Regions from separate parts of the Mus musculus genome. Here regions 2 and 3 are each linked to region 1. A link is a contact called in ENCODE Hi-C or POLR2A ChIA-PET data. All regions are on one chromosome and are shown on one strand. The core of a region is the stretch at or near the end of the contact, and the rest is flanking DNA. Distances in the headings are between cores, read along the strand shown. Region 1 overlaps Kif13b (kinesin family member 13B). Region 2 overlaps Gm36924 (a long non-coding RNA gene). Region 3 overlaps Kif13b (kinesin family member 13B).

Region 1 (3,646 bases), core at 655-3,154:
TGATACTTCATTTATTTATTTTACTAATTCAGTGTGTGTTTGCTGACCAAAGGCTAATCCTAAGTATCTATGATGCTGTTGACTCTGTGTGTGTTTGTGTGTGTGTGTGTGTGTGTGAGAGAGAGAGAGAGAGAGAGAGAGAAAGAGAGAGAGAGAGAGAGAGAGAACAGGGCTCTTATGGCTTGAACTCACTGAGTAGGCTAGACTGGCTGGCCAGTGAGCAGCACAGATCCACCTGTCTGCCTCCCTAGTTCCCTAGTTCCCTAGTGTGGGATTCCAAATAGATGCCACCTCCTCCAGGTGTTTTATGTGGGTTCTGGGCATCAAACTGAGGTTCTCATGTTTGCAAGGCTTGCATTTACTTAATGAGCCCTATCTCCAGCCTCAAACTATGATATTTCTGAAGGTCCTGGCAGTGTTCACCAAAGCGTGTTGAATGAGCAGTTCTGGGCATTTACTGCAGTGTCTTGGGGCAGTGGGCAAAGATTCCCTGCTCTTGAGCCTTCTGACTCTTGCTTACAGAGAGGTGTATGGGGTCAGAAAAACTTGAAAGGGGATTTTGGTGTGATTGTAGATTTTTAAAAAGGGGAGTTAGAATGAGATTCACATGCTGCAGAGTAAGGGAGTCATGTGGGTTATATGAAGTCCTTCTTTCTTTCAGTTTTATAAAGAAGACAGCAATGGGAGAAACTGAGCATACCCCAGTCCTGGAAAACCAATATTCTGCTGTTGTCAAGATGGACTGATGTGATTATATATGTATCAAAAAGAGTTATTTAACAAAAACTTAAAAGCATTCCTAAATTAAAAGACAGATCACTGTAAAATTTTGAATGCCATCAGAATATGATCACTGTGTACATGTTTGATACTATTTATGATAGCCATTATACTTTCTTTTTAAAAACAATTACTTTATGTGAGTACACTGTAGCTGTCTTCAGACACACCAGAAGAGGGCATCGGATCCCATTACAGATGGTTGTGAACCACACTATGTGATTGTTGGGATTTGAACTCAGGACCTCTGGAAGAGCAGTCAGTGCTTTTAACCACTGAGCCACCTCTCCAGCCCTAAGTCTAATTTCTTTAATTTCAACTTTTTATTTCATGTGTATGAATGTTTTGCCTGCATATGCGTTACTGTACCATGTGTATACCTGGTGCCCCTGGAGGGCAGTGAGGGCATTTGGAGCCTCTGGAACTGGCGTTACAGATAGTTGTGAGAGAGCCACCATGTGGTGCTGCTGGCAGCTAAACCCAGGGCCTCTGCCGGAGTGGGAGCGGGAGCAAACAGCCAGTGTTCTTAACTGCTCAACCAATTTTACAGTTCCATCCTTTTGTTTGTTTTGATTTTTTTTTTTTTTTTCCTAAGACAGGGTTTCTCTGTGTAGCCCTGGCTGTCCTGGAATTTGCTCTGTAGACCAGGCTGGCCTCCAGCTCTGCTGTTCATATGCCTCTGTTCCCAAGTGCTGGGGTTAAAGAATGTGTCACCACTGACTGGTTCTAATTTTATGTTTTTTAAGAGCAGATTTTATTTTACTTTTGTGGTGCTGGGTCTATCACTAAGCTATTCTCAGCCTTCAGTGTCGTCTAGGAAAACCCTTCTGGCTGAAAATCCCCACTCTGAGTACAAGATGTATAGTGGCTGAGCCTGTGTGCATTCTTCATCCATTTTTGTCTAGTAGGGTACTGGGCCAGATATACTTCAGTGCTGAATAGGACTTTGGGCCTTGCCATTTCCAGAAGCCTCACATGCATCTTCAGACTCACTTGTATCAGACACCTTGCTGCTGCTTCAGATCCTCGGTCTTACTCTCCTCGGAGCCTTTGATCACCTTTCAGCCCTGGCTGCTGCCAACTCAGCCTGAACTCTATCCAGACTCACTGAGAAACAGTCACACACTTTCTTGTGCCCCCTTCCCCCTCCTCCTGCTATGCTCAGCTTGCAGAAGATTCAGTTTGAGGTAGCCTGTCTGTGTGCCAGGTCTTCTGCTCATGCCTCACGGGCCGTTGGTTTAGCTTCCTGTTTACCCTTGGCCTCCTAGGACTTGGTACTGATCATTACAGAGAACAAACTTTATAGGAAGAGGTTGGGCCTATTCTTCCTAGAGTGGCTTAACCCCCAAAGCACTGGAAAGACAAGGATTGAGGCAGTGCTGCTAGAGTTTAGTAGCTTTTAGCTACTCTTAGCTCTTAGCTGTGGGATGGGAAGAGACAGTGTTGATTGATAAAGAGTAGAGCTTAGACTCTGGGGCTTGCTACCATCTGAGTAAATCTGGAAGCTCATATTACCTCCTGGAGCAGCTTCAGCTGCTTTCTCTGTGAGGTGGAGGTGGTGGCTCTATGCAACACACGGACACTGCAGTGGGCATGGCCAGCTCTTCATGTAAGCACCTGGCTCATGATAATACTTAGTAAATGATAATTGGTATTGTATCCTGGTAGACTTATTTTTAATAATTTGTTAGACTGTGTTGTATTTTAAGAGACATGCTTTTTTGAACATGGTGTGTGCTAGGCAGTGAATAAGAATTTGTTGATTGGGTTGAACATATAGTAGCTACATCAGGTTTCTTTTTACTGACAGTATCACAAATGAGTTATATGTGTGTATTAATCTCCAGATGGCAGGATTGTGGGATTTCTCTGAAGAGCATCAACTGGCATAATGTTGCTCAGAATTGGTTACAGTTGCACAAAGAACTGTCATTCTCAAACTAGAAGGACTCTAGTCCTGATTAGAGGGCTTAGGAGCTGTCAGGAGTCTAATAGATAGGCAGTTCACAGTCCTTGGAAATGTAAGTGATGAATAAAGAATGTAAGTGTTGGATCTTCCATTGATGACAAGCAGCATTTATTTTATAGCTATTATTACTAGTTTTGTTTTTTTGAGACAGGGAATTCCTTAAGACTCCTGCTGCCTTAGCACCCTGAGTGCTAGGACAATAGGTACGTGTCTCCACTCATGTCCTGGGCTATTGATTGGCACCTAACTTTTTTGATCTTGGCAAGGTGCCTGGTAAGGGAAAGGTGAATATGCATCAATAGCTAAGAGTATTGTTTTCACTAATGTACTCAGTGACCCGTTTATTGTGTTTTAGGAGCATTGACCTGAAGAAGACAGTGGTTTTAGGCTTCATGGAGCTTGCTATTGCTAGCACAGTAGGATGTTTTAGACTCATCTAAGCCATGTGAACATTTATAGTGAAATATAGTAGCTTTCTATGACTAGACTTAGGCATAAGGGCATGTCTCCCTCCCAACCACTCCACCAGGAGCTAAGGTACAATATAACCTTGCTGAGTCCTGCACCATGCTTAGTAGCAGACCGCCACAGCATTAGTCATTCAGTGCTGTTGCTAGGGGCCAGTGAGGTCACATCTCTCAGACAAGTACCTGGCTGGAAAGTTTCTCTGGAGACACATGTAGCAGGTATTCTGACCAGATCAGAGTTCAGGTAGGGCCCTACTCAAGAGCACTCCCAAGGGAGCAGGATAGGAGGCTGGTTTCTCCTTGTGAGTTGCTCTCCCAGGAAAGATGTATCTCCATCCGGTTTTGGTTGATCTATGTTTAATGCTGTACATTTTTTCAGTGAAAAATTATTTTTAGTATTTGCTATAACCCTTTTAATGTTGATCAGAAA
Region 2 (3,646 bases), core at 692-3,191, 49 kb before region 1:
GTCTTGAACATAGCAGCCAGTTTTGGATGGTCTCAAACTCCTGATCCTCCTGCTTCCATGCTGAGAGGACCAGGATAGATGCAGGACATCACTGCCTGGCTAAAGGTCTATGTTTTCTGAATGCCATTTTCAATTTGTTCTGCAGGAGTCGCTTTCACACAGTGAAAGAGAAAAGTCTGTGCTGGTCAGATGACTCGGTGGATAAAGATGTTTGTTACCAACCCTGATGACCTGAGTTCCACCCTGAAGCCCCACGTAGTAGGAGACAACTGAGAGCCTCTGACTTCCACATGCATGCACTTTGCAGTAAGTATGCAACACCCCACCCTACCAATGAGAGAATGGATGAATAAATAAATAAATAAATAAATAATCACATGTTTTGTTTTGGAAATAGGGGTTACAATGTAGCCCAGCTGGCCCCAAACTGGCAAAGATCCACCAGTCTCTGCCTCCCAAGTGCTGAGATTAAAGTGAGCCATTCTCTGTTCATTGCTAGCTGTGGCATTGGGTGAGCTAGCCCTGGCAGTGCTGAAGAGCTTGCCCTGGTTGTGTGGGTGTGAGAGGCTGGCCGGTTGACTAGTTCAGCTACTACTTAGGCCCAGATCCAGGGCTTTGAGTTGGCCCACCCCAACATCTACCCCATCTATGAACTGCTGGAGCATGTCAAAGAGCCAGTCCTACAGATTCAAAGCTGCAAGATCTCTATGACACAGGGCAACAACATATCTGAGAGGAGTCCCAGTGAGGAACCAATATTGATGGGGTAGCAGAAGCCAGGGGCTTCAAATCAGATCAATGAGTCACTGCAATGAACATTTGCAAATGAAGAAGTGTGGACAAGAGGGTATACTGCGGGACACACTGTGACACACTACAGCTTCCACAACGAGATTTTTTTTTTCCTTTGGGGAGGCAGGTTGCAAGGGGGAAGGGTGCGTATGAAGGGACAGATTGATGAATGGGATTGGGGTATGTCTTAGTTACGGTTTTACTGCTGTGAACAGACACCATGATCAAGGCAAGTCTTATAAAAAAACATTTAATTGGGGCTGGCTTACAGGTTCAGAGGTTCAGTCCATTATCATCAAGGTGGGAGCATGGCAGTATCCAGGCAGGCATGGCACAGGCAGAGCTGAGAGTTCTATGTCTTCATCCAAAGGCTGCTAGTGGAAGACTGACTTCTAGGCAACTGGGGTGAGAGTCTTAAACCCACACCCATGGTGACACACCTACTCCAACCAGGCCACACCTATTCCAACAAGGCCACACCTCCAAATGGTGCCACTCCCTGGTCCAAGAATATACAAACCATCACAGGGTACATGATCCAAAATTCACAAAGAATCAATAAAAAGTTAAATAGAAGGAGAAGAAGGAGGAAGAGGAGGAGGAAGAGAAGAAGAAGAAGAAGAAGAAGAAGAAGAAGAAGAAGAAGAAGAAGAAGAAGAAAGAAAGAAAGAAAGAAAGAAAGAAAGAAAGAAAGAAAGAAAGAAAGATGCTATGCTTGATTCAAATAAATAAAAGTAATTTAAAAATAAAATAAGTAATGCCCGGTCTCTATCTGTTCCTGAGTTGAGTCCTTGCTCTCCCAACACAGACGACTCTGGGCGAGTTCCTCAAAACTCAATGTATCCATGAAGATTTCTTTGCTTGAGATTCACTTGTATTTTTTCTCTAGTTTTCTACACATGCCTCGTGTTTGCCTAGACTAGCGATTCCTGGTTAACTCGGTCTCTCTTTCTGAGGAGACCTTGTTCCTTCCCATGAAGACGCAGGACATGGAAGATGCAGGGTGTGAGCAGAACACAGCTGTGCCTCTGTTTCTGGCCTGCCTCAGCTGCCTGGGAATGAGTCATGGGCGGCCCTGGGAGGTTCCCTGGCTCCTGGCTTTCTGGTAGGAAGAACAGCTTGCAGGCTGCAGCCCAGCTGAAACCAGTCTCCCTTCTTGCGTGGCACAGACAGACGAACCCTGTGACACTTCCTGTGTGTGACTATTACACAGCCCCTTGGCCTCAGCTGTCTTGGTTTTTTTTCTTTAACTGTTTCATGTCCCCTGGTTAGAAAACTTTGCCGTTAAGTGGCTTCTGTCCTGGTCTGGGCATTTTCCCTGTCTTCCCTTTGCTTTGAACCAAGGAAGGCTCTGGAACCCCACCCTCAAGCTTCCTGACTGCACCTATTCCATCAAGGTGACTCAGAGTGGATTTTTTTTTCTTCCTCCTAAGTTCAGGCCTCACCCCTACCCACCAGCCACCAAAGGTGACACAGTCCTGGGAAAACAAGCTCTTAATTACTGGCCCAGTATCATGGGAAAGATTCTACGGGCTTCCTTTTAGAGGCATAATTATCTTGAAACAACAACAACAACAACACTTTATTTTCTATATTTTGAAACAGGATCTTGCTTCATGGCCCAGGCTGGCCTTAAACTTCTGTTCTTCTACCTCTATCTCTTAAGTATGAGGATGATCAATGTGTCAGAGCCAAGCCTGGTTTTATTTGATACTGAGATCCAATCCAGGGTTTTGAGTGCACTAGGCAAGCACTGTCGGTTGAGCACCCCCAGTCCCAATCTTCTAAACGTCTGGTTTTGCTTGTTGGTTGGTTGGGTTTTTTGTTTTTCCTTTCCTTTCCTTTCCTTTCCTTTCCTTTCCTTTCCTTTCCTTTCCTTTCCTGGGCCTCACACCTAAGGCTTCACTTATGCTAAGCACGTATTGTGTCGCTGAGCTGTACCCCTACTCCCTTTACATTTATTTATTGTGTGTGTGGGGGGGAGGCACTTGCACGCCACAGATTGATGGTAGAGGTCAGAGAACAATTTACAGAAGTCAGTTCTTTTCTTCCCACTGTGTGGGTTCCAGGGGTCAAACTCAGGTCATCGGGCTTGGCAGCAAGTGCTTTTATCCACTGAGCCACCTTATTCTAGAATGTAGAACACAACATGTTTGTTTTGTGGTTCTTGATTGAGAAAAAAAAAAAAAACCTTTGCATTGATTAGTTATATATGTAACCAGTATTGACTAGAGTGACTATGCTTGTCTAAAAATGTCAGTAGTGGATCCAGGGGTGAAATCATCAATAGGGATTCCTCTCTGACATCAGCCTGCCCCCCCCCCCTCTCTCTCCAGGGTTTCTCTGTATAGCCCTGGCTGTCCTGAAGCATACTTTAGGCCAGGCTGGCCTCAAACTCAGAGATCTGCCTGCTTTTGCCTTCCGATTTGCTGGGGTTAAAGGTGTGCACCACCACAGTTGGAGTATTCATTCAGAATTTTGCCATTTTCTTCCTCTCTCCACCATTGACTTTTTTCTTTGGTGGTCAGGATTGACCCAGTTTCAAGGGGTTTGGCCTCTTATTCAAGGTATTGAAATAAAAGCTCAGGACAATTTTTTCAAAAGGATTAAGAAAACTTTAAAGCAGCCGGGCGTAATCCCAGCACTTGGGAGGCAGAGACAGGAGGATTTCTGAGTTCCAGGCCAGCCTGGTCTACAAAGTGAGTTCCAGGACAGCCAGGGCTACACAGAGAAACCCTGTCTCGAAAAAAAAAAAAAAAAACCCAAAACAAACAAACAAACAAAAAACAAAAAAAAAAAAAGAAAGAAAAAGAAAAGAAAAGGAAAAAGAAAACTTTAAAGCAAAACAATAGAA
Region 3 (3,646 bases), core at 466-2,965, 38 kb after region 1:
GGAGCAGCTTGTGTTGGGGAAGAATGCAATGCTGTAACAACCATTGAACGTGTAGAGCACCCTTTGAGCGTTTGGTTGGAACCTTGTGAAGCTGCTGAGGCCTTTGGCACGTTGAACATCTGCTGGTAGCTCACGTGTTTCTCTTCTCTCCTCTCCTCTCCCCTCCCCTCCCCTCCTCTCCTTTCCCCTCCCCTCCCCTCCCCTCCCCTCCCCTCTCTCTTCATGTGAAGATTGATTTCTGATGTCCATCCCTCAGGACCTCAGTCTCAATTATGTCAGGCAGAAGTAACGTGGCGAGGTGCTCCATGCTAGCAGGCTTCTCCTTTGCTGAAAAATAATTTTTTTCCTCCACATCAAGATCAATGTCAAAAACAAAAAGTTCTCTTGTTGATTTCCTTTTTAGAGTAAAGCAAAACAAAACACATAACATACTAAAGACTTTCTTTTCTTTTATTATTATTATTTTAATTTCTTTAATGTATCTGAGTAAACTATAGTTCTCTCCATGAACACCAGAAGAGAGCGTCAGATCCCATTACAGATGGTTGTGAGCCACCATGTGGTTGCTGGGAATTGAACTCAGGACCTCTGGAAGAGCAGCCAGTGCTCTTGATTGCCGAGCCATCTCTCCAGTCCGGACTTTGTTTTTGTTTTTAAATCATAAGTATTTTTGATCTGGGAAGCAAAATATCCCTTTGTAATGTTTATGGAAATGTATAAATGTACTTTTGCAGTGCTGAGAGCAGAACCCAGGGCCTTCTGTACGCCAGATAAACATTCTGCCAAGAGCTACTTTCCCAGCCGAGGAGAACAGATTTTAAAGGAAAGTTTCCACAGTGCTTGCATCCATAGCCTCTGACATCGCTGTCTTATGTTCTGTTTTGCTGATGAGGTAAAGCATGAAGCACGTCACATGCTTGATCTGGTGGAAGAAGACACCACTGTCTATCAGAGACCACAGCTAATGTGGAAAAGTTAAGCTGATCAGCTGAATAAGATAAAAGTGTTTAGAAAATGTTTTTGACTTTTTGAACAAATTTGTCACACAAAAGTCAGATTCTTTGTTTTTGTTTTTAATATTAGCCAAGAATGTAAGTATTTTGTCTTGGGCCAGTATTTATGAAATTTTAAGCATAGTTTCAAATCATGAAACTTTTTATTTTATAAGCACTTTTGTTTATATCTCTGAAAACTCTACCTATCTCTCCAAAATGTTGCATTTTATAGCATTTTTCCTGAGGTCATCATCTTCCTTGTTTGCTCACTACTTGGTTAGCAAATTGTGTAAGTTTTGTGCTAGGTGGTAGTTTCTGCAGTGTTTACTGCCAGCACAAAATAATTTTGCAGTAATGACAGATAGCTTTGCAAAGGCCGGAGACAATAAGCCATTCGAGGGAGTCAGCCTGTTCTCAGCACTCATTAGCCTTTTGTAGCATGTGTTGGTTTTCTCTGCAGACATCTGGAGAGAAAGTGGGCAAGCTGAGCTTAGTGGATTTAGCTGGCAGTGAACGAGCCACGAAAACCGGAGCTGCGGGCGACAGGCTGAAGGAGGGCAGCAACATCAACAAGTAAGTGTTCCAGGATCACATTCTTGAGTCACTCTATGGGGCTGATAGAAAAACAGGGGAACATCTGGGCTTACGGAGTAAGATGATTCTGGAACGATTGAGGCAATGATGAGTAAGCAGTTTGGATATTTTTTCTAGTGTTTTCTATGGCCTAAGCTCATTTTCTCATCTGTGGAGTTGTTTGATGTAACTGGCAAGCACAGCCCTCAGTCAAGTCAGGACTTCTCAACAATGGCCCTATTGACATTGGGCTTAAATGACTCCTTTTCCTGTGGGTGAAGGATGTTGCGGAATGTTTGATAGAACCCCTGGTGTCCGCTCACTAAGTGATCCACTGACTCTCTTTTGACCCCCAGTTGTGACAACCTAGTCTCATCCTTGTGACTTGCTGTTATCCATGGAGCATACTCATCCTCCACTGGCTCTCGGCTGTGTGAATAGACACTGTGCCAGCTACATTGGGCTGTCCCTTTTAGTCTGCTGTTGTATTTGTCAGTATCTCAGAACCCAAACTTTATGAAGTAGTGTTCCATTTGCCAGCTCCATCACATAGTTTTCCCTCAGGCTAAATCATTACCTCTTCATGGGTTCAAGTCTTCCCTTTCTTCAGGGCTCCTAGAGATATGAGGTGAGACATTAGCCAGCAGGTGGGAACTATGGAACACTTCTTTAGCACTAGGGTATGCAGATGTCAGCTTGTTATCACTTTTGCTCTAATCAGTATTTTACCCTGGACACCCTTCTTGAAGGTGTCTGTTGGTTATATTATTATCTTCATCCTAGTTTTCCAGGTCACATATTTTATCTGCAAAAATGAAAAATAAACAGTGCTAAGTGTTTTTATTGTCTCAAGTAGCTCAGATGGACAGTAGCCTTTGGGGGCTCGGTCTTCAGATCAGACAGCAAAGTGCTGACCACAGCACTCATTACATGCAGCCAAGGGCACCTTGCTGCTGTCCATCCTTGCAACTAATGTGACATTCGATATTTTCTGGCTTAGATAATTGTGCTTTTTGTTCCATGCAGGTCCCTCACAACCCTGGGTCTGGTTATCTCTGCCCTAGCTGATCAGGGTGCTGGCAAAAACAAAAATAAATTTGTTCCCTATCGGGACTCAGTTCTCACATGGCTGCTCAAGGTGAGTCATTTTCTTTGTCCTTTGTTAGTGTTTTAGTTAGTGATCCTTTTGCTTCAACAAAACACCATGACCAAAAAGCACGTTGGGGAGGAAAGGGTTGATTCAGCTTATACTTCCATATTGCTGTTCATCAACAAAGGATGTCAGGACAGCAACTCACACAGGGCAGGAACCCGGAGACAGGAGCTGACTCAGAAGCTTTATAGGGGTGCTGCTTACTGAGTGGCTCCTTATAGCTTGCTCAGCTTACTGTCTTATAGAGCTCAGGACATCCAGCCTAGGCATGCCACTGCCCATAGTGTGCTGAGCCCTCTTCCATCAATCACTAATTGAAAACTGCCTAAGAGCTGGATCTCAGGGAGATTTCCTCAACTGAGGCTCTTTTCAATGATGACTCTTGCTTGTATCACGTTGACACAAAACCAGCCAGTTTTTAGCATTTTTCAGTGGCAGAAAGGAAGAACAAACAGTAGGTTAGTCTCTTCCAGGGACCTTGTCTCCATCTGTGTTCAGTTGTATAGCTTTTAGGCTGTTTGAACAGTTTCAGTTTCAGGAGCAAGTGTCATTTTCTTGCTAGTGTTTGGCATTCTTGTCCTCCAGAACCTGCATGGGAAGTGGTGGTTGAACACATAGTGGCCCCTAGATATTGAGGGGCAGAAGGATCAAGTGGTGAGGGGACAGTGTGGTTACTCACAGTGTCCCCTGCCTCATGCCCTGCTCGGAGCTGCTTTGTTCTGCTCACAGACACCTTTGATTAGCTTGAGTTTATTTTCCATTTCATTCTCCCCTGAGCCTTTGGTTTTTCTGCTTTGCAAAGCTTCAGCTAAGTGTAGAGTAGAAACACAGCCACTTCTCCACTGTTGCAAACAAGCAACAGAAATGTGAAAGGAAAACATCCATAAGTGCCCCAAGGGAGCACAAGGAAATGGAGACTGAGCCC

What was found. Hi-C counts contacts between places; a loop is a spot of excess contacts on that map. ChIA-PET counts read pairs that join two places held with the same protein, here RNA polymerase II (POLR2A).
Region 2: a map of v-Abl transformed pro-B cells shows a loop between it and region 1 (2.0-fold over the local background). The contact joins two enhancer-like sites. A Hi-C loop is called at or near these places in 5 of 37 maps with a recorded cell type or tissue (T-helper 1 cell, T-helper 17 cell, heart and 1 more). POLR2A ChIA-PET finds 5 or more read pairs at or near these places in 1 of 5 experiments (embryonic stem cell).
Region 3: a loop to region 1 is called in a map of v-Abl transformed pro-B cells, with 2.1 times the contacts of the local background. The contact joins two enhancer-like sites. A Hi-C loop is called at or near these places in 1 of 37 maps with a recorded cell type or tissue (v-Abl transformed pro-B cells). POLR2A ChIA-PET finds 5 or more read pairs at or near these places in 1 of 5 experiments (embryonic stem cell).

What each region holds. Positions count from the first base shown.
Region 1 is chr14:64,686,967-64,690,612 of GRCm38, forward strand. The region is part of intron 2 of Kif13b (kinesin family member 13B); the gene reads left to right. Among named protein-coding and RNA genes, the nearest start is that of Kif13b, 36 kb to the left of the region's middle. Within about 2 kb of position 1,905, at least 2 of the 3 ENCODE cell types and tissues checked have a DNase peak (open chromatin) inside an H3K27ac peak, as active enhancers do; they include heart, where a contact is called at or near this core.
Region 2 is chr14:64,637,855-64,641,500 of GRCm38, forward strand. Gm36924 (a long non-coding RNA gene) reads left to right here. Exons shown (of 3, transcript XR_383509.2): 3 at 146-331. Among named protein-coding and RNA genes, the nearest start is that of Kif13b, 13 kb to the right of the region's middle. Within about 2 kb of position 1,942, at least 1 of the 3 ENCODE cell types and tissues checked has a DNase peak (open chromatin) inside an H3K27ac peak, as active enhancers do; it is heart, where a contact is called at or near this core.
Region 3 is chr14:64,725,619-64,729,264 of GRCm38, forward strand. Kif13b (kinesin family member 13B) reads left to right here. Exons shown (of 40, transcript NM_001081177.2): 9 at 1,456-1,568; 10 at 2,595-2,706. Among named protein-coding and RNA genes, the nearest start is that of Gm26225, 26 kb to the right of the region's middle. Within about 2 kb of position 1,716, at least 1 of the 3 ENCODE cell types and tissues checked has a DNase peak (open chromatin) inside an H3K27ac peak, as active enhancers do.